Linked DNA regions of Homo sapiens: all the other regions are linked to region 1. Evidence: chromatin loops called from intact Hi-C (ENCODE). Cell type or tissue: dorsolateral prefrontal cortex. All regions are shown on one strand. Region 1 has its middle 5.8 kb from the start of MIR4478. Region 2 has its middle 13 kb from the start of OR1J1. Region 3 has its middle 11 kb from the start of OR1K1. Region 4 has its middle 24 kb from the start of OR1J1. Region 5 has its middle 20 kb from the start of PTGS1.

What was found. A loop is a pair of places that touch in the nucleus more often than their neighbours do. Peaks named below come from ENCODE experiments on the same cell type or tissue, not always from the same donor. Only the 100,000 strongest peaks of a DNase experiment are listed, where the experiment ranks them.
Region 2: it touches region 1 in a loop (4-fold over the local background); 69 of 110 quality-filtered maps call a loop at or near these places.
Region 3: it touches region 1 in a loop (3-fold over the local background); 53 of 110 quality-filtered maps call a loop at or near these places.
Region 4: a loop joins it to region 1, with 3 times the contacts of the local background. A loop is called at or near these places in 71 of 110 quality-filtered maps.
Region 5: it touches region 1 in a loop (11-fold over the local background); 107 of 110 quality-filtered maps call a loop at or near these places.

The regions. Positions count from the first base shown.
Region 1 is chr9:122,123,423-122,128,422 of GRCh38, forward strand. No RefSeq gene overlaps it. Among named protein-coding and RNA genes, the nearest start is that of MIR4478, 5.8 kb to the left of the region's middle. RefSeq lists enhancers at 1,721-2,487, 2,488-3,253, 3,254-4,020, 4,021-4,786. In dorsolateral prefrontal cortex, CTCF peaks have their summits at 1,917 (motif pointing right) and 2,117; DNase peaks (open chromatin) are centred at 1,919, 2,677, 3,402 and 4,219; H3K4me3 peaks cover 1,249 bases; H3K27ac peaks cover 3,289 bases; H3K27me3 peaks cover 512 bases.
Region 2 is chr9:122,462,890-122,467,889 of GRCh38, forward strand. It overlaps a transcript of OR1J2 not described here. Among named protein-coding and RNA genes, the nearest start is that of OR1J1, 13 kb to the right of the region's middle. RefSeq lists an enhancer at 861-1,362 and a silencer at 2,354-2,403. In dorsolateral prefrontal cortex, CTCF peaks have their summits at 2,284 (motif pointing right) and 2,486; a DNase peak (open chromatin) is centred at 2,332; H3K4me3 peaks cover 1,094 bases.
Region 3 is chr9:122,808,295-122,813,294 of GRCh38, forward strand. No RefSeq gene overlaps it. Among named protein-coding and RNA genes, the nearest start is that of OR1K1, 11 kb to the left of the region's middle. RefSeq lists a silencer at 2,117-2,286. In dorsolateral prefrontal cortex, CTCF peaks have their summits at 2,209 (motif pointing left) and 2,411; DNase peaks (open chromatin) are centred at 2,207 and 3,665.
Region 4 is chr9:122,451,482-122,456,481 of GRCh38, forward strand. It overlaps a transcript of OR1J2 not described here. Among named protein-coding and RNA genes, the nearest start is that of OR1J1, 24 kb to the right of the region's middle. In dorsolateral prefrontal cortex, CTCF peaks have their summits at 1,885 (motif pointing left) and 2,086; no DNase peak of the experiment used is centred here.
Region 5 is chr9:122,348,316-122,353,315 of GRCh38, forward strand. No RefSeq gene overlaps it. Among named protein-coding and RNA genes, the nearest start is that of PTGS1, 20 kb to the right of the region's middle. RefSeq lists a silencer at 2,287-2,493. In dorsolateral prefrontal cortex, CTCF peaks have their summits at 2,445 (motif pointing left) and 2,650; a DNase peak (open chromatin) is centred at 2,446.

The sequences.
Region 1 (5,000 bases):
CCCCCTCTTCAGTCCTCATCTCCGTGCCTCCTCTTGTTTTCTACATGACTAATCATGTCCTCTTTCTTGGAACCCCCTCCTTCCTTGGCCCCAGTGATGCCACACTCTCCTGGGTTTCCTCCAGTCTTCCTGGGTGTTCCTTCTCTCTTTTGTGGGCATCTTGTTCCCCTCGGTCCCAGCCTGTTGGTGCCCCCTGAGCCTCTTGTTTTTGCCTGGATTTGGAGCTGGGCCACCTAGCCGGCAAGCAGGTAGACACCTCAGGGCACCATCAGACCAGGAGCATCAAACAAGGAAGATGAGGAGGAAAATGTGTTTCTGTGAACCCATGGATGTGATGATTGCAAACGTTTTTTGTTTTTATTTTTATTTTTGTTTTTTGAGATGGAGTCTCACTCTGTTGCTCAGGCTGGAGTGTAGTGGTGTGATCTCGGCTCACTGCAACCTCTCCCTCCCAGGTTCAAGCAATTCTCCTGCCTCAGCCCCCCGAGTAGCTAGAATTACAGGCATGCGCCACTATGCTCGGCTAACTTTTTGTATTTTTAGTACAGACGGGGTTTCACCATGTTGGCCAGGCTGGTCTCGAACTCTTGACCTCAGGTAATCTGCCCATCTTGGCCTCCCAAAATGCTGGGATTACAGGTGTGAGCCACCGTGCCAGTCCAAGAGTTTTGTAAGGCATGTAAGTGTTACATTTTATAATTTAATTTAGACTCCTTTTTGACTCATGGGGGTGAGGTGAACACCATATCTTTGGTGCTTAGGGCTTCCAAGGACCTTTCCTGGGTGGCCTCAGCTGTGCACTGCCTTCAACCACCTGTCAGTAACCTTCCAACTCCCAAGTGAATATCTCCAGGCCTGATTTCAACTGCCTCCTGGATACCTCTCCAGACATCCCCTTGGCTCTCAGGCTCTAGGCTGATACCTCTCCAGACATCCTCTCCAGACATCCCCTTGGCTCTCAGGCTCTCAGGCTCTCAGAGCCACATCAGACTCATCATCTCTCCCCCAGGCCCCTTTGTCAGCACTGATATGCCCCAAGGTAACTTCATCTTCCGGCTCCATGCCCACCATGGCCAATTCCTCACCAAAGCCTGGCGAGTCCATCTCCTTAATAGCTCTGGGATCTGCGTCGTTCTTGCCACCTCACTCCTGCCCCTGTCCTGGTCCAGGCCACCACATCCCTCCCGTCTGGCCCTCCTGCCTCCTTAGCTGGTGCTCACATGCCCATCTGACCAAGTCGCTTCTTAGCTGGTGCTCCTTAAGCTTCTCCTTAGCTGGTGCTCACATGCCCATCTGACCAAGTCGCTTCCCTGTCTGGGCCTGTCTCCAGATCCCTGTCCCCCAGAATAAAGCCCACACACCTAATACTGGCCTCGAAGACCTCCAAGGGGTGGCCTGGCCACCCTCCACAGCCTCATCTCCCGCCACCCAGGATCTCCCCTGCTGTTTGAGGTGCTGAGATGCTGTCAGAGTTTGATGACTGACAAACAAACCAAACAGGAGAGTGGCTGGGCTGGGGTGAAGTAGGAGAAGACTAGACATACCTCCCAGAGCTCTTCAAGCTGGTGATGACCTATGAAGTTGTCCACTCTGCCACTAAAGACCACCAATCTGCAAGTGGTCCCAGCCCAACTCGTACTCCTCCCATGATAAGGAGCTCCGCCCCCTCACCATCCCTGGACTGGTCCTTCTGTGAGCAAGTTCTGCTCACATGTTCTGCATTACATGCAGATTGGGGTAGGGAACTGGAACTCAAAAGACCCTCGACCCTAGGAACACAAATTCCTTTTCCTCCCTGAAATCCCATCCCTGGGAGTCCCAGTTCTCTGGGTCTGGGCCTGGGCACCCGCATCGTGGCTCAGCTGTGGTTCTAGGAAGCTAGCCAGAGCCTGACAGAGAGATTGCCAAGACAGCCGCCAGAGGGCAGTGCTGCCCCACACACGCCCAGGGGCCAGCCTGCCTTTGTGTCTCAGGCTGCGTGGGTCTTTCAAGGAGAGGCTGCGTGTCTATGTTTGTGTGTATGTGACTGTGGGAGTCTATTACTTTGTGTGTCTCTGGCGGCAGGGTTGGGGGTTGTCTAGGCCAGTTGGTATATGTGGTTGTCCATTTTTGCTCACGTCTGAATACCCCAATTTCCATCCCAGGAAGGGGTGCAGATGCCTGGTTACTCAGTGGGGCCCCAGGCAGGACGGGGAGGAGCACGGCCATCCTCTGAAGAGCCCTCGCCACCATCACCCCCACCATGAGCCTCCAGCCAGACTGGGCCTCAGGTACTTGTCAGTTAAGTCAATGACCCAGTGACAAGGACCAGTTAGTTGTCCTTGTCACTGTCTGGAACCAGGGCCAGTCCTGGTCTGTGGCGTCCAGGTGCTGCAAAGCCCCAGTCCCTCCCTCCCAGCCTCCTCTCCCCTCCTGCCCACCATCACCATACAACAAGGACAGGGAGACTATACCCCCATATCACAGTGGAGGTGTCCGTTTGATCAGCCTTGAGCTGGACACCAGAGCTTCCTGGTGACTCACCGGCAGCCCCCAGGCTGGTCAGGCCCGGGAGAAGGACGCCAGTGTACCCTGCCTGCTGCTGTACCTGCAGGACATGCCTGGACACCAGCGTGCTCTGGGAGGGAGCTGTCCTGTTGCCTGCGGTGGTGGGGACAGGGGAAGGCTGCTCTGAGCTGTACTTGGGATGCGTCTGGGAAGACAGGACGGGCGTGCCAGCAAGAGAACAGCATGTGCAGGGCAGGGAGGTGTGAGGGCGCAGCCTGGGCAGCCAAGGGGCCTGAGCCGCAGGATAAGTGGATCTGGTGGCATGCGGGAGGCGGCAGAGGCAGCGGGCAGGGAGGGGCCTCTCTCCCCAGCAGCTTGGTTGCGGGGACGAGCCAAGCCACCCCATGCTCACAGCCAAGGCAGGGGTCTTGAGACCCGCCTCATACCTCTGTGACCTCCAAGGAGCAGACGGTCCCCGTTACTGCCCCTGCTGTACCCAGGGACCCAGGAACGCAGGGAATGTGAAGCTGGAGGGGGAGGGACAGCGACTGACATTCTAGACCGGTGATGCACCCAGATAGAGGCCTAGAGCGAGGAGAGGAAGTGCGGGGCACAGAATAAGTAGAGAGAGAACAGAGGGAGAAAGAGACACCGGGAGGGGAAGGGAGACAGAGACGGGGAGTCGGAGGAGGGAGCGGAGAGAACCGAGGGAAGGGGTTGCCAGGAGGAGGGGTAGGGAGAACTTTCTTGGCCTCCCTGCTCGCGCCCTCCCGGGCAATCAGGCCGGCAGGAGGCAGGTGGTCCGGGGCAGACAATGGCGCGGAGGAGTGCGGAACCTGGGACTAAATTTGGCGTTGCCTTTGCAGGGCGCGGGGCGCCCGTTCATCTCGATGCAAAGGAGAGACGAAATGAATATGCAGCGCGGGCTGTAATTGGGCCGCCGCGGCCGCCGCCGCCGCCGCCGCACTATAATTTTCCAAACAGGATCTTGCAATCAGGGCCTTATTCATTAGCGCATAAACAATTTTGTTTCTCGGCACTCGAGCCTGTCAATCACGCGGAGAGGGAACATCTTGGCCGGAGGCGCGGGCCACCGTGCGCGCTCCCACGCGCGCCCCCTCGAGCGCCGCCAGGTGGCTTTGTGTCCGGGAGGCCCTTGGGTGCTGGGGTGGAGGGGGCCCGGGGCACGCTTCGGGGTCCACACCCCAGCCCGGCAGATGGGGGTGGGCGGCCTGAGAGAACACAGGTTTGGGGGCCCACCGCCCCGGCTTGCAATTCTGCTTCTGACCTCACCAGCTCTGCCCTTGGGCAACCCCCCTTCTCCTCCCCAGCCTCAGTTTGCCCTCTGTAAGATGTGCTCAGCGCACTCACCCCGCAGAACTAGAGGGGGCATCGGGTGGAATAATGGATGCTTTGGGTGCTGAGGCTGGGGGGTGGGGTGCTGAGGAGGGGGCCTTCTAGCTCCTTTTATTAAAGGAGGGGATCAGAGGCCCACAGAGAGCTTCTCATCCCATCACCACCCCCACCCCTCTAGGACGGCTCCTGCGACTCTGTCTAGGGAGGCCTCAGAGTGGTTCTCTAAGAGCTGGGCTGGGCACAGCCCTGGGCTCACCCACACGCTGGGGTGGGCACGCATGCGTGATCTCCCGTGCTGGCTCCCAGGAGGGCTGTGCACGCGGGGGCACCTATAACTCTACAAGCCCATGTGTGACTGTGCCACAGGCTTTGTGCCTATGTGTGTGTGTGGGGGCGGGGGCGCTGTGACTGTGTGTTCAGCTACTTGGCTGCTGGTGAGATCATGGAGCTGAGTGTGGCTGCCTAGCAGTAGCCAGGTGACAAGGACTGAAGGGGGCTGGTGAACAGAACTGTGGGGTCTTTGGGGCCCAGGTGACCTGGCAAGAACTGCAGAGAGGGCAGGAAGCCCTGAAGGGCTGTGTCTTTCAGGACAGATGACATCTCTGTCTTCTCCGCCTCCTCCCTGGCGACCCCTCCATCAGCCCCATGTCCCCAGCACAGTCATCCAGGGTGCCCAGGCTGGGGAGATAAGCAGCCTGGTTTTGCCCTACTGCCAGGCCTTGCAGTGGGGAGGGTTCACCTTCCCCACCTCTCTGACCCCACCCCCAGCCCCCTCAGTGCCTCCCTGACAGCACCAAGACTCAGCCCCATGCTCCCTCCATCAGGGAAGCCTAAAGGCCTCTGGAATTTCAGGGCCAAATGTTCTAATCAGCTCAGATTTACAGAGATCACAGCAGGTCAGAGCTGGATAGACCCATTGCATGGATGAAGAAACAGAGGCCTAGGACTGGAAACAGGAACGATACAGGCCTGGGACCCCCCCACCCCCAGCAAGTGGGGAGCAGAGCTAGGATCTGAACTCCTGTCTCTGGCCCCAAAGCAGGGGGCAAGGACCTGACTTCCCGAAGACACACACCGCCGACAAGCGTAAGCACCAGCAGACCACGGAGGCCTCCCGCAACCCGCCATGCCCCTCTCCTGCCCCCACCCCGGCATCC
Region 2 (5,000 bases), 340 kb after region 1:
GACTATGTACCAAGGCAATGATCTTTTTGCAATGCATTTCCCAGTGTTCTTTGAGCTTCTTGTATTTAGATGTCTAGATCTCTAGCAAAGCTGGGGAATTTTTCCTCAATTATTCTCTCAAATATATTTTCCAAACTTTTAGATTTCTCTTCTGTCTTGGGAACACCAATTATTCTTAGCTTTGGCTATTTAACATAACCCCAAACTTCTTGGAGGCTTTGTTCATTTTTTAAATTCTTTTTTCTTTGTCTTTGTAGGAGTGGGTTTATTCAAAACCCTTGTCTTTGAGCTCTGATTTTCTTTCTTCTACTTATTTGATTGTATTGCTGAGAATTTCCAGTGCATTTTGCATTTCTCTTAAGTGTGTCCTTCATTTTCAGAAGTTATGATTATTTTTTATTTATGCTATCTATTTCACTAGAGATTTTTCCATTCATATCCTGTATCTTTTTTTGATTTCTTTAAGTTGGACTGCATCTTTCTCTGGTGCCTCCCTGATTGGCTTAATAGCTGATCTTCTGAATTCTTTTTCTGGCACTTCAGAGATTTCACCTTGGTTTGGATCCATTGCTGGTGAGCTAGTGTGATCTTTTGGGGGTGTTAAAGAACCTTGTTTTGTCATATTGCCAGCACTGTTTTTCTGGTTCCTTCTCATTTGGGTAGACTATGTCAGAGGGAAGTTTGGAACTCAAGGGCTGCTGTTCAGATTCCTTTGTCCCACAGGGTTGCTCCCTTGATGTGGTGCTCTCTCCTTTCCCCCTGAGATAGAGCCTCCTGAGAGCCAAACTGCAGTGACTGTTGTTTCTCTTCTCAATCTAGCCACCCAGTGAAGCTACTGGGCTCTGGGCTGGTATAGGGGAGTGTCTGCAGAATCCTGTGATGTGATCCCTCTTCAGGTCTCTCCGCCACAGATAACCAGCACCTGCTCCAATGGAGGTAGCAGGGGAGTGAAGTGGACTCTGTGAGGGTCCTTGGTTGTATTTTTGTTAAGTGTGCTGGTTTTGTGTGGACCTCCAGCCAGGAGGTGGCGCTTTCAAGAGCACATGAGCTACATTAGCACATCAGCACATCAGTATAGGGAAGATTAGGCAGGGGGTGGGGCCATAGGGCTCTCAAGGGATTATGTCCTTTGTCTTTGGCTACCAGGTCAGCTAGAGAAAGACCATCAGGTAGGGGCAGGGTTAGGCATGTCTGAGCTCAGGCTCGCCTTTGGTGAGGCTTGCTGTGGCTGCTGTGGGGGCTGGGAGTGTGGTTCCCAGGCCAATGGAGTTATGTTCCCAGGGGAATTATGGTTGCTTCTGCTGTGTCACACAGGTCACTAGGGAAGTGGGGGAAAGCCGGCAGTCACAGGTCTCACCCAGATCCCATGCAGCCCACAGCCTGAAAGGCTGGTCTCACTCCCAAGGTGCTCCCCCGCCCCCACCGCCCGCCAGCAGCAGCGAGTTTATTTCTAGGTAGCCGGTGAGCAGGGCTGAGAATGTTCTGCAGGCTCCAAGCCTCTCAGCTGAGAAAGCAAGCAAACTCACAGTTCCTCAGTTGTCCCACAGAGCCTGCAGCAGCAATCCACCTCCCTCAAAGGGTCTGTGGATTCTTTCAGCTTTCCTGGTATGTTCTTGTGGCAGTTCTTAGAGCAAAAGTTCATGGTGTGTGTCTACACATGCCACTCTGTCCGACCTAGTGGGGGCTGCAAGTTAGTTTTGCCTCCTATCCGCCATTTTCCCTCTATTGGAAGTACACTTGAAGTGAGAGTACCTTTGGAAAAGATTGGTGACTCTTGGAACTGGGTGAGGAACTGGGTAGGTAACCACAATTGAGCCCTTGGCAATCTAAGCTTCCATGGATCATCTTTCTTCTGCCCAGGTAAATCATCTCTCAGATTGCGTTCCCTCCCTTTGGTAGCAGCTCCCTATTGACTTATTCAGGATCTGATTGGGTTAAGATGCCTTGCATCCTTTTTGGGACTATATAAGACTTTTTGTCTTTTTTGGAAAGTTATTTCTTTTAGAAAGACAGTTTGTCTTTCTGGTCCTGGTAAGTGCACTTTTGGTTTCAGTTTTGTTCTGACTTGTTTGTGTATGCTTATACTTTCATTTGCTGCTTGATTCTTTTCTTCCTCTATTTCTAAACATCTTTTGAAAGAAAAATTTACTTTCTCAAAAGGTAGGCACGAGTTGGCCGTTTAAAAGCCATTAGGGCAATTGCCACCATTCTATGAGGGATGTCAGTATCCGAAGAAAAAAAATCTCTTGTCAGGATAAACTAGTGCACAAACAGCCAAATTACCACTAGGGGGCCTGCCAGTCTCAAGAAAAATTTTGCGCGTCTGGGGAAAACTTGCTCATGGGACAGGCAATGAGAGTGCAGATTGCTTGCCAAGTAAAACAAAAATCCGGTGCCAGGCACACTGTAAAACAAAACACCAGTCCAAACGCCTATCATTCCCTGACAGGGCTCTGCTCTTCGGGCTTTTCTTTTGCTCTCAAGAGATTAATAAGCAGAATGGGATCCCAAAATCCTAAAGCACGTAATTATAATCCTCCTGGGACCCCTGCAGGCTCTATGTTTTAAAAATTATGGTCCTTTGTCTTGTGTACAATTTTAAATCAATAGCTATAGCACACCCAAACTAATTTGGATCCTCAATGGTCATACTGGGGGGCATTTGAGCTCCCCAAACTTGTTTTGTTAGAACAAAATTAGAAGACTGTGGTCCTAATATTAAGCAATCTGAATGGGAAACATACTTTAATTGGTATCTCAAAGCTTCTAAGTACATTCAGGATTCTACAATTGCCTCCTTATGAGATACCATGTCAAAATTAACTGAGACAAACAAATAGTTAAGGAAGGACAAGGCTTGAGGATCCCAGACTTGTTCCTCGTTGGAGGAGACCTCCTCTTCTCTTTCCCCTGTTCCTTCTCTCTATTTCTTCTTTGAGTGAATTACCTTTCCCTCTGGATTCCTCAGCTCCCACTACCCCTGAACCTGGTCCTGTTAAAACCTGTCCCTTGAAAGTTAAATTCACTGATGATTCCTCTAAATCCTAAATTTCTTTTGTTCCTTGGAGCAAGGCTGAACTTTAAGCCATTGCCGCAGAATTCCCAAAGGTCATGGAGACCTTTCAAATTTGCTGATAAAATTAACACAGTATTATAATTTCGACTTATCATCCAGGTTTTTCTTACCTGTGCCAGTTGGTTCATATACTTTTTGTGAAGGCCAGGCCCAATATTGAATGGCCCAGGCTCCTTGATGTGACCCTGAGAGGGCTTTAGGCAAGAATACCCCAAAAGACTATGACAGAGCCTGAAGCACAGTGAGCAAGCAAGCAGACAAACAAACAAAAACAACAAAACTTCATGAGGCTATTCTTGAGGCTTTTCCTGAAACCTGAGATGAATAAAATCCAAGACTGTACCCAAAACCTAATGAACCAGATTACGACTATTACAGTTGGCTCCGGGTTGTATTTGTAGAAAATTCTGGATTACCTATGGATGCCGAATCTACTCAAGTAGGCTGTAATTCTAAGTTTGCAAATGGCCTTTCTCAAGAACTTTCTCAGCTTGTCAAAAGAGTACACATGGAATGGAAAACTATGTCCACTTCTGATTTGGTTAATCTGGCAAATCACCTTGCCTGCACCCCTGAGGACAGTACTAAAAACCACTAACATTCGTAATGTTACAATTACAGCAAACTGAGGCTCCCAGACATAACACTAGGCAGAGACTCCCTGGGCTGTGCCAACGTTCCAGATGGCTGGAAGAGAGATTGCTGCAAGAGAAAGGGGGAATTTCATTCCCAACTCCCCCATCTCTTCTCCCATCTGAGACCACTTTCAGTGAAGGGGCTCCAAGGACTTATGGGGGATTTTCCCACTTCTCCCACTTAATTTTCTGAGTGAAATGATCCTTCAAATTAGGAGTGTTTTTTTTTTGGCGGGGGACAGAGTTTCTCTCTTATCTCCCAGGCTGGAGTGCAGTGGTGCGATCTCGGCACACAGCAACCTCTGCCTCCTGGGTTCAAGCGATTCTCCTGGCTCAGCCTCCTGAGTAGCTGGGATTACAGGTGCCCACGACCATGCCCAGCTAATTTTTTTGTATTTTTAGTAGAGACGGGGTTTCACCTTGTTGGGCTTCAAACAACTGGTCTCGAACTCCAGACCTCATAAGCCACCTGCCTTGGCCTCCCAAAGTGCTGGGATTACAGGCATGAGCCACCACATCCGGCTGGGAGTGTGGTCTTAACTGTGCTCATTGATGCCACAGCAATATTTTTCATCCTTAATCCCCCTAGCCTCAGTCAGCCCCTGCCTCAGAGTAATAAAAAGATTACAAATGGTGAGTTTCCAAAAAGCCACTGACTACTTTTGTTTCACAGCCCATTTCTTTCCATCTTGGTCTTCTCTCCAAGACACCCACACCTTTTGCTTGTTAATTCTGCCCCGCTCCACCACCTTGGATGTGATTTTTTTGAAAAATACCATGCTAAAATTTCTTTTTCCCAAGAGGGGGAAATAATTTTAGAATTTGATAAACTAAACTGTCCTCACTCAACAGACTCCCCCAATTCTGTCATTTGTTATGTCATTCCCTGTTCAGAAAACAAAAATAATGTCACTCATTTAGTGCTGAATCAAATACCTGTCTCTTTAAAGGCAAAATCATTCACTGATATTTTCAAAATTCATAGTGTACCTCTTATTAAAATCCAGATTAACCTATTAAAACCCTTGCTTAATATTAAACAGCCACTAAACCAGATGGCACTGCAAGGTATTAAACTTATTATAAAAGAATATAAAAAACAGTCTCATTATTCTCTGTACCAGTCTTTGGAGTACCCTGATCCTACCTACTAAAAGACCAAACAACCATGGGAGGAGGTTTGTTCAGGAACTCTCTCTGAGTTATAAACCATAGTATTATTACAAAGCACCCAGTGGTTCCAAATCCCCATACTGTATTAAATCCAATACCCATTGATAGCAGATTCT
Region 3 (5,000 bases), 680 kb after region 1:
CATCAAAGACAAAGCCACAGAGTAAGAGCTGCATTTCCTGACCACCAACTACAGTAGTCTGCTCAGCTGCCCTAAAAAAATACCACAAACTGAGTAATGATAGAAATATATCTTGTCACAGTTCTTGAGGCTGGAGGTCCACCAACACCATGGTGCCATAAGGGTTGGTTTCTGGTGAGGGATCTCTTCCTAACTTGTAGACAGCTGCCTTCTAGCTGCATCCTAGCATGTATCTGCTCTGTGCACATGCAGAGAGCAAGGGAGCTCTGGTGTCTCTTCTTTTAAAGACAGTGGTCTTACTGGATTTGGTCCCCACCCTTATGACTCATTTAACCTTAGTTACCTCCTTCAGTGGCCCTATCTCCAAATACAGTCACTTTGGGGGTTTGGGAATTTGGGCTAGGTTGGGGACGGTTCAGTCCATAACACCAACTATGGGGCAGGCACCCTTCAACTGTTTCCAAGAGCCTCTTTTGATAAACATTATTATTGCCTGTTCATGGGTAAGGCTTCCCAGACAGTGGTAAAATTCTGAGTTCTGAGCTCTGAGTTCCTAGGTTTAAGTTCTAACTTTACTATGTACTAACTGGTTGACCTTGGGCAAATCATTTAACTAAAAAATGAGGAAAATAATATAGCTCTGAAGTGGTGAGAATTATCTAAGAAATAAATATAAACTGCTTAGAAGCCAGGCATGGTGGCTCTCACCTGTAATCTCAGTACTTTGGGAGTCCCAGGTGGAAGGATTGCTTTAGCCCAGGATGTAGGGAGACCCCCTGAAACTATTGCTACAGAATAAAAGATGAAATGCTCCTGATTATTGTAAATACAAAATTGCATGCTGGATTGTGTAAAGACAATGCCAGGTTGGACTGCCAGAACGAGCCAACAGCGCGTGATGTGCTTCCCCCTGCAGAGAACCTATGAATGGACGTGCAGTCAGGGAGGTTTCACATCACCAAGATTCCTATCCCAGAAAAGTAGATGTTCATAGCTCTGGGAATGGAATGGAACCCTTGTGGAAAGCCTATAAACGGATGCATGGGGGGGCGCCTGTCCATATGGATAAGATAGGGCTATAAATGCCCTCATCTTGCCACAGCTCTTCCAGGCCTCTTTAGGGTTAGGGCATACTCCCTTCTGAGAATTTCTGGTCTAACCGGTTCTCTAGCTTCACGTCCTGTTTCTATGGATTGTTTGTAACCAGCTTTTGTTGCAATTGTTACTACTGATTAATAGCTTGCTAATCATAGGTTACGGAAAGATTGTGTTTCTGTTTTAAGGCTCTGTTAGAAATTACTGATGCATGCACTATATTGTAAATTCTTATCTCTGTATACCGTACTTCTACGTACAAATGTACTGTACTTCTACATACAAATGTTATTACTTCATCCCCATGTGACCATCTCACCTCATAATCAAATGACCCTAAATCCCTCACTAACCCACCCCCGCTGTCACTAAACTTAATAATAAATGCTGGTATATCCAGTGCATTGTTGGCACCACGGGACCAGAAGGCGGTGACCCCCCCTGGACTCAGCTTTCACTATCTTGTGTGTGTCTATCATTTCTCAACCTGCCGATCCACCTGGGAACAAAGAGAGAGCCCCGTTGCACTGCAGGCTGCTGGCCAGATCCCACAATACCAGGAATTTGAGGCTGCAGTGATCTATGGCTGCACCACTGCATTCCAGTCTTGGCAACAGAGCAAGACCCTGTTTCAAAAAACAAAACAAAACAAAACAACAGACTGAAAAACAAAGTGCTTCCTTACTCTCACTATGACAGGTCTAGGGGACACAGGTAGTAAGTCACTGGAAACAAATGGTGGGATTGGGATTTGAAACAAAGATTGTACTCTTAACTAAGAAGCTATGTCTCCTCGAGTCACCCACCTTGCAGCATCTTGGGGCTGGTGGGTGCCGCCTGCCTTCCTGTTCTCTTCTGTCTGTTTTTTTCTCCCCCTTAGTTGACCATGATCTGAAAGTCAAGTGTATATATGTTGTCTTCATCAAATACCATTTTGTTTGCTTTGTTACTCATTATTTAAAGTGTGTGTATTTAACATTTTCCCGTTCTCATTCCTAAAAACAAATTCTCTAACATTATTCTTACATGGTGCTACGTATCTCCCTCAGGCCCCTACTCTGCAGTCTGTAGCACAGCGTCCATAATGGGAGCAAAACAATTCATTCCTTCTCCTCTGCTGCCACCGCGTGGCCATTTTGCATTATAACCCGCATTTCTGCAAAGTAACCAGGAGGTAACAACCTCTTTGGCAAGGCTGAGGATTTAACTTGATCTTGTTTGTTACCTGGTTCTCAGTGAGCATAGGTAGTAGACGTCTAATTAAAAATATGTAACATTTATGGAAACATGATATAAGAGATGATCTTCTGCCCTATTGTGGTGAATTCCAGCCTACTCATGTTGCCTTGGGGATTTTCCCCACTGAAGGAGCATATATTAACTGATGCCAGCTCAGATCAGAGATCAGAGATGACAGGACACAGTCCCTGTCCCCAAGGAAATACTAGTCTGGTCTGTAAACAAATCCAGTTCAACTTTGGCTACCACACACGCTGAAGACAGAGTTACCCTACAGAAAAGAGAGACAGAGCTATTCAAGTCACCAGGATTTCCCATCTCACACTTCGGAAAAACTTTAAATATTTCTTTAAGTTGAATTAAAATAATAGCATGATGACAACAATAGATAATTTATTGAGACATTTCTATGTGTTAAGCAAGGTGCAAAGTGCGTTCTGAGTATTAACCCATTGACCTCCTTTTTTCTGAGATGGAATCTCACTCTGTTGCCCAGGCTGGAGTGCAGTGGTGCAATCTCAGCTCACTGCAACCTCTGCCTCCCAGGTTCAAGCGATTCTCTTGCCTCAGCCCCCCAAGTAGCTGGGATTACAGGCGTGCGCCACCATGATCAGCTAATTTTTTGTATTCAGTAAAGAGGGGGTTTCACCATTTTGGTCAAGCTGATCTGGAACTCCTGACCTCAGGTGATCCGCCCGCCTCAGCCTCCCAAAGTGCTGGGATTACAGACATGAGCCACCGTGCCCGGCCCCATTGACCTCTTATCCCAACTACTGTTATCCCCCTTGTACAGGTGGGAAAATGGAGGCAAGGCTAGTGTTGGATGGACCCAGGTTTTGAGCCCCCATTTTCTTAACCAGTGTTGCCATCACCTGTAGGAAGACATGTCACAGTATGACTGCCTCTCTCTGAAGAGACAGCAAAGACTTAGGATCCAGAGAGGATGTGAGGTTTGAGCTGAATTTTCAAGGATAAATAGGATTTATTTGAGTTGACAAGGGGAAATTGGTTTTTTTTTGGGGGGGGGGTTGTTTGTTTGTTTTTTGAGACGGAGTCTCGCTCTGTCGCCCAGGCTGGAGTGCAGTGGTGCGATCTCGGCTCACTGCAAGCTCCGCCTCCCGGGTTCACGCCACTCTCCTGCCTCAGCCTCCCAAGTAGCTGAGACTACAGGCGCCCGCTACTACGCCCGGCTAATTTTTTGTTTTCGTATTTTTCGTAGAGACGGGGTTTCACCGTGTTAGCCACGATGGTCTCGATCTCCTGACCTCGTGATCCGCCCGCCTTGGCCTCCCAAGGTGCTGAGATTACAGGCATGAGCCACCGCGCCCGGCCGGAATTGGGATCTTAAAGCCCTTTTTTAATAAGTGGGATCAGGGTTTTGTAGAGGATGGATAGTTTAAAAAAAAAAAAACAAAAAACTGATGACCTCTATGGATCTAAGGAATGTTTGCTAGGTGCCTCACCATGCTAAGAACTTTAGCTCATTGAACACTTCCAGCCACCCTGTGAGATAGTTGCTATGATTATCCTCACTTGGGAGATCACAGCTCAGAGACACCAAGAAATTTAACCACAAGCATTCACAATCCAAAATAAATTCTTGGAGTGGAGGGAATCAATGGGAGTGAGGCTTCTCTGAGAACACAACTTCATATTCTGTTGGCTTTTAAACTGGGTAAATGTTTTATATGCTCAAAAAGGTGGAACCAAAAAGGATGTATTGGAAAAAAAAAAAAAAGCAAACGCTAGGTCAAACACAGTGGCTTACGCCTGTAATCCCAGCACTTTGGGAGGCTGAGGCAGGAGGATCGCTTGAGCCCAGGAGCTTGAGGTTGCAGTGAGCTGTGATTGCGCCACTGCACTCCAGCCTGGGCAACAAAGTGAAACGCTGTCTCTTAAAAATGAAATGAAATTAAAATAAAGAAAATCACCTTTACGCATACCCCCAATGTAATAATTTGGTTCAGGCAAGGATGCCAAGACTATTAGGTGAAACGTTATTGTAAGAAGAGGATATTCACACAGTCTCAAAGTATCACAACACAGATTTCTTTCTGCTAACAAAGGGGAAATAATTTTACTATATGAAGATTTGTCATTCACCACCTTAACCAAGTGATTAAACTTAGCATCATCAAGCTGACATCAGATACTCCCTGACTTATGTAGTAAGAACTACACAACATCACCTCTGGTGATTGTATTATTGCCAGAAATAAGGAAACAATCTGAGAAGCCAGAAATTGGAGCATTTTTTATGACAGTTGGCCTGGATTCTTTAAAAAGCCTCAGCAGAAGGGTGGCCAGGCTGCCAGGTGGCTGGGCATGATGGACCCAGCTGCCGGTCTAGCCCTTCCTTATGCCCAGGCTTAGACCCATCCCCAGTCACCTAAATGAATAAATGGTTAAAAGTCACTGATAAGGCTGGGTGTGATGGCTCACGCCTGTAACCCCAGCACTGTGGGAGGCCTAGGCCGGCAGATCACTTGAGGTCAGGAGTTCGAAGCCAGCCTGGCCAACATAATGAAACCCCACCTCTACTAAAAAAAAAAAATACAAAAATTAGCCACATGTGGTGGTGCACACCTGTAATCCCAACTACTCAGAAGGCTGAGGCAGGGGAATCGCTTGAACCTGGGAGGCAGAGGTTACAATGAGCCGAGATC
Region 4 (5,000 bases), 330 kb after region 1:
GCCTCACCTGCATTTTTACAGGCTTCAACAGAGGTGTTGAGCTGCATATGTCACTTTTTAAAAGCTAAATTTACTTCTTTCTTTGGCCAATAGATCTCCATGAGTATTGCATCAACTGGAAGTTTTAGTTTGACTTCTCAAAATACCTTTTTATTCTGGCAACCATTTTCATTTATTTTTTATAAAGTAGCCTACAAATTCTTTATTACCTGTAGCAGAAAGATTAGACAATGTTCAGGACATTAATATAATCATGTCAATTTCCTAGCCTTCTCAGCAAAAATACCATTTTCTCATACACATTTCCCATAACTGGTGTAATTACTGGAGGTCATTGCTCAGTAAAGTCCAGGTTCCCTCTGGTCTGGGGGCATAATTACACTTCACCCACCAAGGAGTAATTTTTTTTTTCTTTGAGACGGAGTCTCGCTCTGTCGCCCAGGCTGGAGTGCAGTAGTGCGGTGTTGGCTCACTGCAAGCTCCGCCTCCCGGGTTCACGCCATTCTCCTGCCTCAGCCTCCCGAGTAACTGGGACTACAGGTGCCTGCCACCACGCCCGGCTAATTTTTTGTATTTTTAGTAGAGACAGGGTTTCACCGTGTTGGCCAGGATGGTCTTGATTTCCTGACCTTGTGATCCACCTGCCTCAGCCTCCCAAGGTGCTGGGATTACAGGTGTGAGTCACCGCGCCCAGCCCAAGGAATAAGTATTAGAGTAACTCAGGTTCCAGGTATCACTGTGGAGCACTGCCCATCTGTCCACAATTGGTAGAGTTTGAGCCGGTTAAGGATCAACTTTGGGTCATCCAAGGTAATACCAATTGTATCACAGAGTCAAAACTCCTTTCAACTTTTTGACACTGTTGCTCTGAGGGAGTAGCAGTAAATGGCATGCTTACCAGTCATCTTGCCATATGCCATAGGTTAGGTTGGCCATAGTGTTCCCATAAACATACCTCCTCTTGCTTGAGCCTGCAGCACAACTGCTATTTAAATATATCAGGTGCTGTTGCTGTTGACATGGCAATTATTCCTTCCCTGGTGAGCATATGGATTCTTGTCCGGAGTTATTGACAAGCAAGATGCTGAGCGAGTTGGGTAACATGCATAGTCCATTCAAATACTGTGATATGGTTTGGATATTTGTCCTGCTCAAATCTCATGCTGAAATGAAATCCCATGGGGATTGGAGGTGGGGCCTGATGGGAGGTGTTTGGGTCATGGGGGTGTGTTCTCCTGAATTTGGTTGTTTAAAAATTGTATGGTGGCTGGACACAGTGGCTCACGCCTGTAATCTCAGCACTTTGGGAGGCCGAAGCTGGCGGATCACCTGAGGTCAGGAGTTCAAGACCAGCCTGACCAACATGGTGAAACCCCATCTCTACTAAAAATACAAAATTAGCTGGGTGTGGTGGCGCATGCCTGTAATCCCAGCTACTCAGGAGGCTGAGCCAGGAGAATTGCTTGAACCCGGGAGGCAGAGGTTGCAGTGAGCCGAGATCACGCCATTGCACTCCAGACTGGGCAACAAGAGCAAAGCTTCGTCTCAAAAAAAAAAAAAAAAAAAAAAATGGGTGTGGCACCTGCCCGTATCCCCGCCTTGCTCCTGCCCTTTTCATGTGACCTGCCTGCTCCAGCTTTGCCTTCCACTATGAGTAAAACTCCCCGAGGCCTCCCTGGAAGCTGAGCAGATGCTGGTGTCATGCTTGTGCAGTGTGCAGAACCATGAGCCAATTAAACCTCTTTTCTTTATAAATTACCCAGTCTCAGGTATTCCTTTACAGCCATGCAAGAATGGCCTAGCACATTGCTTCATCATATTTCTGGGCCAAATGCAAGTTCAGTGAGTTTCCTGGGAGAGAACTCCCCCTAGTGACCATTTAGACCACAAGCATGAGTCTCCAGAAAAGTCATTTCCACTTGCCATGCTTAACCAAGTTCCCAACCTCCTAAGTCCCTCTTAGTACTCTGGACCAATGCTGGGTCTGTGATCACAAGTGTTGCAGCCATGAGTACTTGTGATACAAGACTAATTCAAGTACACTACATGCATCTAAAAAGTACTGTGTCCCTCAAGAGATTGTAGGGTTATCATACTCAGTTCCCAGGGGCTGTTCAGTTCAAGTATCCCAAAGGCTTCCCATAATCATCGTATTGGAAATTCCAGGGTGAGATCATCATTGGTATGTGACAACCAGGTCATGTCAATATTCACCTCTCAGACATCATTGTGATTTTTTGAATGCCTGCCTGTATTGTTTTCCAAACACATTACCATATGCTGTAGTTAAAAGGGCAAACTAGACTCCAATATGCTAGGCAGACAACTGCAATGATGTCTCCCTCATACCCAGGTATTTGCTTTAACAATGGAGTGTCATCTTGGGTTACAACAACATGATGCAGAGCTGTTAGCTGACAGTCACAGTATGTTCAGTGAGGTTCAAAGGCAGGAATCCTCTTAGTGCTACAGTGAATCAGCATGATACACATAAGAACAAAATGTGACTAAAACAGTAATCCCAACCTACTGTTGCTTAGGCAGGTCATCAAAGAACTCTGAGGTCTTCTCTCCAAATCTCGTACATAAGGTCTCAGGTAATTGTTGCCATGTGGCTTCGGTCCAATCCTCCTTATCAAGGGGAAATAAATCTTGGGGTATTTCCTTGTATGGGCTATGATCAGCACCACATATGAGAGAAACAGCTAAGAATATTGTTCTCCTGCTCCTGAGATAAAAATGACAACTCCCAGTGGCCGGGTGCAGTGGCTCACGCCTGTAATCCCAGCACTTTGGGAGGCCGAGGTGGGTGGATCATTTGAGGCCAGGAGTTTGAGACCAGCCTGGCAATATAGTGAAACCCTGTCTCTACTAAAAATACAAAAAATTAGTCAGGTGCGGTGGCATCTGTCTGTAGTCCCAGCTACTCAGGAAGCTGAGATATGAGAATTGCTTGAACCTTCTAGGCTGAGGTTGCAGCGAGCTGAGATCATGCCACTGCACTCCAGCCTGGGTGACAGAGTGAGACTCGATCTAAAAAAAAAAAAGTCACCTTCCTTTCCAGGTATTATTTCCCATTTTATGATCTCTTTCCATTTATTACCTGTCTTGATCCAGACTGGGCTTCTCTGGGTAGACATCTCTGGTTCAGCTATCCTGCCCTCTACAGGCATGTAGCAGATTAAGCTTTCCAGAACTGCTTCTTGTGTCCATTACCAGGTAGAAGGCATAGGGCTAGAAAGGCAAACGAAGATGGGAATGTCTCACAGGGGAGGGACGCATCACCTATGGTCAGCCGTCATGAGATGAAGTCACTATCCATCTCATTATTTGTTTAGGAATATGCACAGTCAAGTTATTTATTTGTTTATCTTTAACTTTAGGTTTCTTTTTAAATAAAACAAATTTGCCTCCAGCAAACACTAAACTGCTTCTGCCTCTATAAAGTTGTCAGTTTTGGATATTTTATACAAATGAAACACAAAAAAAGGCAAGCCTTTTATGTCCGGCTTCTTTCACTTTACATAATGTTTTCAAGGTTCATTCATGTTTAGCCTGTACTAGTACTTCATTCCTATTTATGGCTGAGTAATATTTCATTATATGAAGATGCCACATTTTGTTTATACATGCATCCATTGATGAACATTTGTGTTGTTTCCACTTTTTGGCTATTGTTAGTAGTGCTGGTACGAACATTTGGATGCAAGTTTTTGTTTGAATACCTATTTTCAATTGTTTTAGGTATACATCTAGGGGTAGAGTTGCTAGGTCATCTTGTATCTTTGTTTAACTGATTGAGGAATAAACTATTGTCCACACTGTCCATACCATTTTACATTCCCAATAACAGTGTATGAGTGTTTTAATTTCTTTGAACTATTTGTTTATCATTTTGTTGATAGCCATGATAAGGGGTATGAAGTGATATTTTATTGTCATTGTGTCTTGCATTTCCATAATGACAAATGACACTGAGCATCTTCTATGTGCTTGTTGGCCATTTACATATTTTCTTTGGAGGGATGCCTATTCATGTTCTTTACCCATTAAAACATTTTTTCCCTTCGTCTTTTGTTGTTGAGTTATAAGAGCTCTTTATATATTCTGGATAAGATATCGATATCCTTATCAGACATATGGTTTACAAATATTTTCTTCCATTTTGTGAATTGTGTTTTCACTCTCACAATATTGTCTTTTGATATAAAAAAGATTTTAATTTTGATAACGTTCACTTTATTTTTTTCTTTTGTGGCTTGTGTTTTTGGTGTCATGTCTATGAAACTTGGACAAATTCAAGGTGATAAAGATTTATTCATTTTTTTGTAAAAATTTTATACTTTTAGCTCTTATATTTAGGTTTTTAGTTTATTTTGAGTTTTGTATATCCTATGAAGTAAGGGCTCAACTTTATTACTTTCTATGTGTCTATCCAATCACCCCAGAACCATTTGTTGAAGAGACTATTCTTTCTCCATTGAATGGTCTTAGCACCCAGGTTAAAAATCAATTGACCATACATATATGAGTTTATTTCTGAACTCTCAATTCCATTCAGTTGATCTAGTTATTTATCCTTATGCTAGTAGCACACATTTTTTTATGACGGCAGTTTTGTAGTATATTTTGAAGTCAGGAAGTATAAATCCTCCAAATTTGTTCTTATTTTTCAATATTGTTTTGACTAGGGAGGAAGAGTCTGGGGATGGAGATGAATGGGGAATAATGGCTGTAATAAGCTCTTGCATATAACAAAGCTCTAGAGGGCTATGTGCGCGCTCAGGAATAAACACGTGCCTAGAAAGATTGGAAGAGATCCTATGCTTTTAGCTCTGGCTAATCTCTAGGATCCATGTAAGCAGTAAGTGAAGGGATAAGGCAGAGCTGTAAATTACCTAGCTAACTATGGAAGGAGTGCCCTAACACAGAGACAATCTGCCAAGACAGGGGAACAGTTTTTCTCTTTTTCTTATTTTATCTTATCTTATTCTTTAATT
Region 5 (5,000 bases), 220 kb after region 1:
CACCCTGGGGTAATTGAGATCAGATGCAGCTGTGACCCACAGAATGCTCCCTAGGAACCTGGAAGCATTTATTGTCTGGAAGAGAATCCAGGGTTATCCTCCCTCCCTTGCTGTCCCCTCCCCAGGCGGCCTGGCCGAAGGTGGATCGGGCCTGAGGAGCCTCTGGTGCTGCCCCGGGTTAGAGCAGAGGCCTTGATGAATACGACTGCTGAAAGCGTCTTCCTGGCTTCCTCCTTCCTGGGGATATGGTTACAGGGGGCCAGACTTCCTGCCCAGCCTGCCTTCGCCTTCGCCTTTTTAGCAAAGTGTGGTTCTGCAGGCTCTCCTCCTGCAGGCAGCTCCGCACGCCCACCCCCATGCTTTGCAGCTGGGGCACCAGCTGGCCCCATTTCATTCAGAGCCCAGCTCAAATGTCACCTCCTCAGGGAGACCCTCCCTGGCCACCCTATATGAACCAGCCCACCTACCAGCAGTCCTTCCCTCTCACCCTGTTTAATTCTCTTCATATCACTTATCTTTAGTTGGGTGGTTCATTTATTTTCTTTCAATAATGTTTATTTCCTCTCCCCACCGCAAGAATGTGAACCCTGGGAGGAAGGGGACTTTGTCCTGCTCACTGCTGTATCATGAAGCCTGGAACTGTGCTTGGCACATAGTAGGTGCTCAGTAAATACTGGCTGAAAGAACAAGGCAAGGACTGAGCAACTGCTGTTGACCTCTGAACTTGGAAGTTGGCCTTGAATCACATTGCTCTGAGGTGAGGTTTGCAGTTTCGGATCTCCACCCTTTGGCTTGTCCTGATTGCACATCTCTGGTATAAATCCCCACTATCTTTTTTTTTTAAACAGAGTCTCACTTTGTCACCCAGGCTGGAGTGCTGTGGTATGATCTCGGCTCACTGCAACCTCTGCCTCCCAGGTTCAAGTGATTCTCCTGCCTCAGCCTCCCGAGTGTGGGATTATGGGTGCCTGCCACTACACCTGGCCCCTGGTCTCCAATTTCTTGTGTCTGGATTTTGGTTCTCTCTCCTCACTCAACAAGCCCATTTTACATGGTAGTGCTATGAAGTCGGGCAGGGTGCCTGCTGGCCAATACCATACCTTTGTCTGACTTGAGAAAAGGTGCTCCCTAATGGGAGGATGCAGTCCTGCTGGTCCCCAGCTTGACCAACAGAAAGTGAACTTACATGAAGAAAACGGACCATCTTTTTTGGCTGACACAGCCCCACACTTGGGCATAGGTTGGCTGATTTCAGACCTCTTGTGTAGTGCACAGACTCCACAGGTGTGTGACTTGTGCTTGGTTTAATCTTCTACTGCCATTGTCTTGAACATTTTAATATTTGAACAAGGGGCTGCATATTTTTATTTTTCAAAGGGCCCCTCAAATTACGTAGCTAGTCCTGATTCTACACACAGTCCTGATTAGGTGTTAGCTGCCCCCATTATACAGAGGGGGGAAGCTGAAGCCCAGAAAAGGTGACCACTAACGTGGCTCAGTGAAGCCTGGTGGGGCAGAGGCTGGTCTGCCAGCTCCTAGCTGGGTGAGGCTGGGCACACTCTGTTATGGGGGAAACAGGCATGGTCCCCTCCCCTGACCCCCGCAGGTGCTCAGGATCAGAGAGAAGAGAGATGCTGTTCACTTGTTTGCATTGCCCGGACACAGCAGGTGCTTGGTACTTGTGGGGGACTGAGGTGCCAGGGCAGTGTGGTAGAGGGAGTGACGCTTTCCATTAGGGGCTTTGGAGAGGGCTCCCTGGAGGAGGTGTCAAGGGATCTGACATTGAAGGATGAGGAGGGTTTGAATCAAGAGAGGAGGGGAAGGATATTCCCAAGAGAAGGTCCAGGATGGGCAAAGATCGCTCAGTCTGGATAGGAGAATGAGGATGGCACTGGAGAGGTAGGGGCCTCAACGTCAGGGTGAAGATTTTATCTTCTGTGTGGGCTTGGGAGAGTCCCCAGCTTCTACTCCAACCACAGCAGATCAGTGTAAACATGTTTTCTGTTTTATACATGGGATGGAGGTGCAGGGAGTGAGAGGGTCTTTGGATTTTGCTTGTAAAAAAAGAAGTTGCCTCTAAAAATATGGTTAAAAGCCACAGCTGTCGGGGATGGAAAACAGAGAAGGAATTAATACTCCGTCTGGCAGCTCTGGCCTTCTTTCCTTAAGGAGGGTTTGCCCTCTTTAAGGAAAACCCATAGCCTCAGAGAGGGGCAGGTGTCTGCTCTGGGTCCCTGGTGTATCTAGAACCCAGGACTCCTGACTACTAGATTGGTGCTTTTTTGACTTCATAGCTGCAGGAACTCATCTCCACAGGCCTGTGGTCCAGTTTCCGTGGTCTCGTGGCAAAGCTGCATCTCCAGCAGCAATAGATGCTTCCTTCTCCCTCCTCTGGCCGGCCTGCCAGGCCAGCCCTGGAAAAAGGCGGCCTATGCTGCCACCTGGTGGCCACTCACAGGCAGGGGAGGGTGCCACTTCTCTGCTGGGAGCTAGCTGCATTGTCCTGGTAACTGATGGTCTAGACACGGGATCCTGTGCCTGGGTGGGGGTTGCCCTGTTCTGGGGCATTGACCCCTTTGGGAATCTGGGACTATTAATGGTGGTATGGCCCACCTCAAATCTGTTCTTCCTTCTGTCTTTCCCAGTCTAAGGGACTTAATACCCTAATTGTCTAATCTGGAAGCCTGGGTTTTACCCTTGACTCTTCCCCCTCTCTTTTCCCCTAAATCCGGTCTGTCCCGAAGTCCTGTCAAGCCTACCTTTTAGGCACATATGGCATGTGTCCCATGCTCTCTATTCTCAAGACCACGACTCGGGTCCAGCCGCGTCATTGTCCTCACCTGGTCTTCTCCCCACTCAGGCCTGTCTGCAATCCACTCCCCAGTCTACATCCAGAGGGACTTTGTTAAAATGCATGAATACTTATATTCTCCCTGCTTGAAACCATCAATGGCTCCCTATTACCCCCAGGACAAAACTTAGCCTTTTTGCCAGGCTGCCTCTTAGAATTGCCACCCTCTTAGAAATAGTCTCTTACAAACCCTCTAGCTCTGCTTCCCACAAGCCCCCTCTTTCCCCCACTAGCTGGGCAGCATAGCACAGTGGTTACAGGAGTAGATGCTAGTGCCTGGGTATCTGCTTTTTTTTTTTTTTTTTTTTTTTTTTTGCAATGGAGTCTCACTCTGTCGCCCAGGCTGGAGTGCAGTGGCGCAATCTCAGCTCACTGCAAGCTCCGCCTCCTGGGTTCACGCCATTCTCCTGCCTCAGCCTCCCCAGTAGCTGGGACTACAAGCGCCTGCCACCACGCCTGGCTAATTTTTTGTATTTTTTTTTTTTTTTAGTAGAGATGGGGTTTCACCCTGTTAGCCAGGATGGTCTCAATCTCCTGACCTCATGATCCTCCCGCCTTGGCCTCCCAAAGTGCTGGGATTACAGGCGTGAGCCATCAAGCCCTGCTGGTATCTGCTTTTAAATTTCGCTTTTGTCATTTGATAACTGTGTGACCTCAGTCAGGTTCCTTATCTCATTTTCCCAATCTCCAAAATGGGATTGATGATAATAGTGCCTAAGAGGCACTATTAACTGAAATATCACATAAGAAATTGTGCTAAGTTGGGCCAACTACAAGGTTAGAGGGCAGAGACTCCACACAAGACCACTTTCATTTCTTTCTTTCTTTCTTTTTTTTTTTTTTGAGATGGAGTCTGGCTCTGTTGCCCAGGCTGGAGTGCAGTGGTGTGATCTCGGCTCACTGCAACCACCACCTCCAAGGTGTGAGTGATTCTTCTGCCTCAGCCTCCCAAGTAGCTGGGACTACAGGTGCGTGCCACCAAGCCTGGCTTTTTTTTTTTTTTTTTTTTTGTATTTTTAGTAGAGACAGGGTTTCACCGTGTTAGCCAGGATGGTCTCGATCTCCTGACCTTGTGATCCGCCCGCCTCGGCCTCCCAAAGTGCTTGGATTACAGGCGTGAGCCACTGTGCCCGGCCCACCTTCATTTCTTAAAAATTTTTTTTAATTAAAAAATTAAAAAATAATTTTTTGTGTTAATTTTTTTCCCCCAGAGATGAAGTCTCACTATGTTGCCCAAGCTGGTCTCGAGCTCCTGAGCTCAAGTGATCTGCCCACCTTGGACTCCCAAAATGCTGGGATTACAGGTGTGCGCTACTGTGCCTGGACAAAAAATTTTAAAGTTTTAAAATTTATTCATTTATTTGTTTATTATTATTTTTGAAACAGAGTCTCAGTCTATCACCCAGGCTCGAGTGCAATGGTATGATTATGGCTCACTGCAGTCTTGACCTCCTGGACTCACGTGATCCTCCCACCTCAGCCTCCTGAATAGCTGGGACTACAGGCATGCACTACCATGCCAGGCTGATTTTTTATTTTTTGTAGAGACACAGTACCATTATGTTGCTCAGGCTGGTCTCGAACTCCTGGCCTCAAGTGATCCACCCATCTCAGCCTCCCAAAGTGCTGGGATTACAGGCATGAGCCACGATGCCTGTCCACCATCACTTCTGATACCAGCTACAAGTTCAAGAGGTTCCCCAAACCACCCTCAGATTCCGTAATTTGCTAGAAAGACTCACAAGACTCACTGAAAGCCGTTATACTCATGGTTATAGTTTATTACAGGGAAAGAATACAGATTAAGATCAGCCAAAGGGAGAGATGTATAGGGCAGAGCCCAGGGGGGTTTCTTTCAAACATGAAGTAAAGCTTCCATTGTCCTTCCCATGGAATCAGAATGTGTCACTCTCCTAGAATCAATGTGACAATATCTGTGGAGTATTGCCAACTGAGGAAGTGCATCTGAGCTCAGTGTTCAGAGTTTTTATTGGGGCTCTATTTTCTTTTCTCTAATTTACTTTATTGTAAGAATATAGCATATAATATATATAACATATAAAATATGTGTTAATCATCTGTTATGTTATTGGTAAGGCTTCTGGACAACGGTAGGCTATCAATGGTTAGGTTTTTGGGGAGTCAAAAG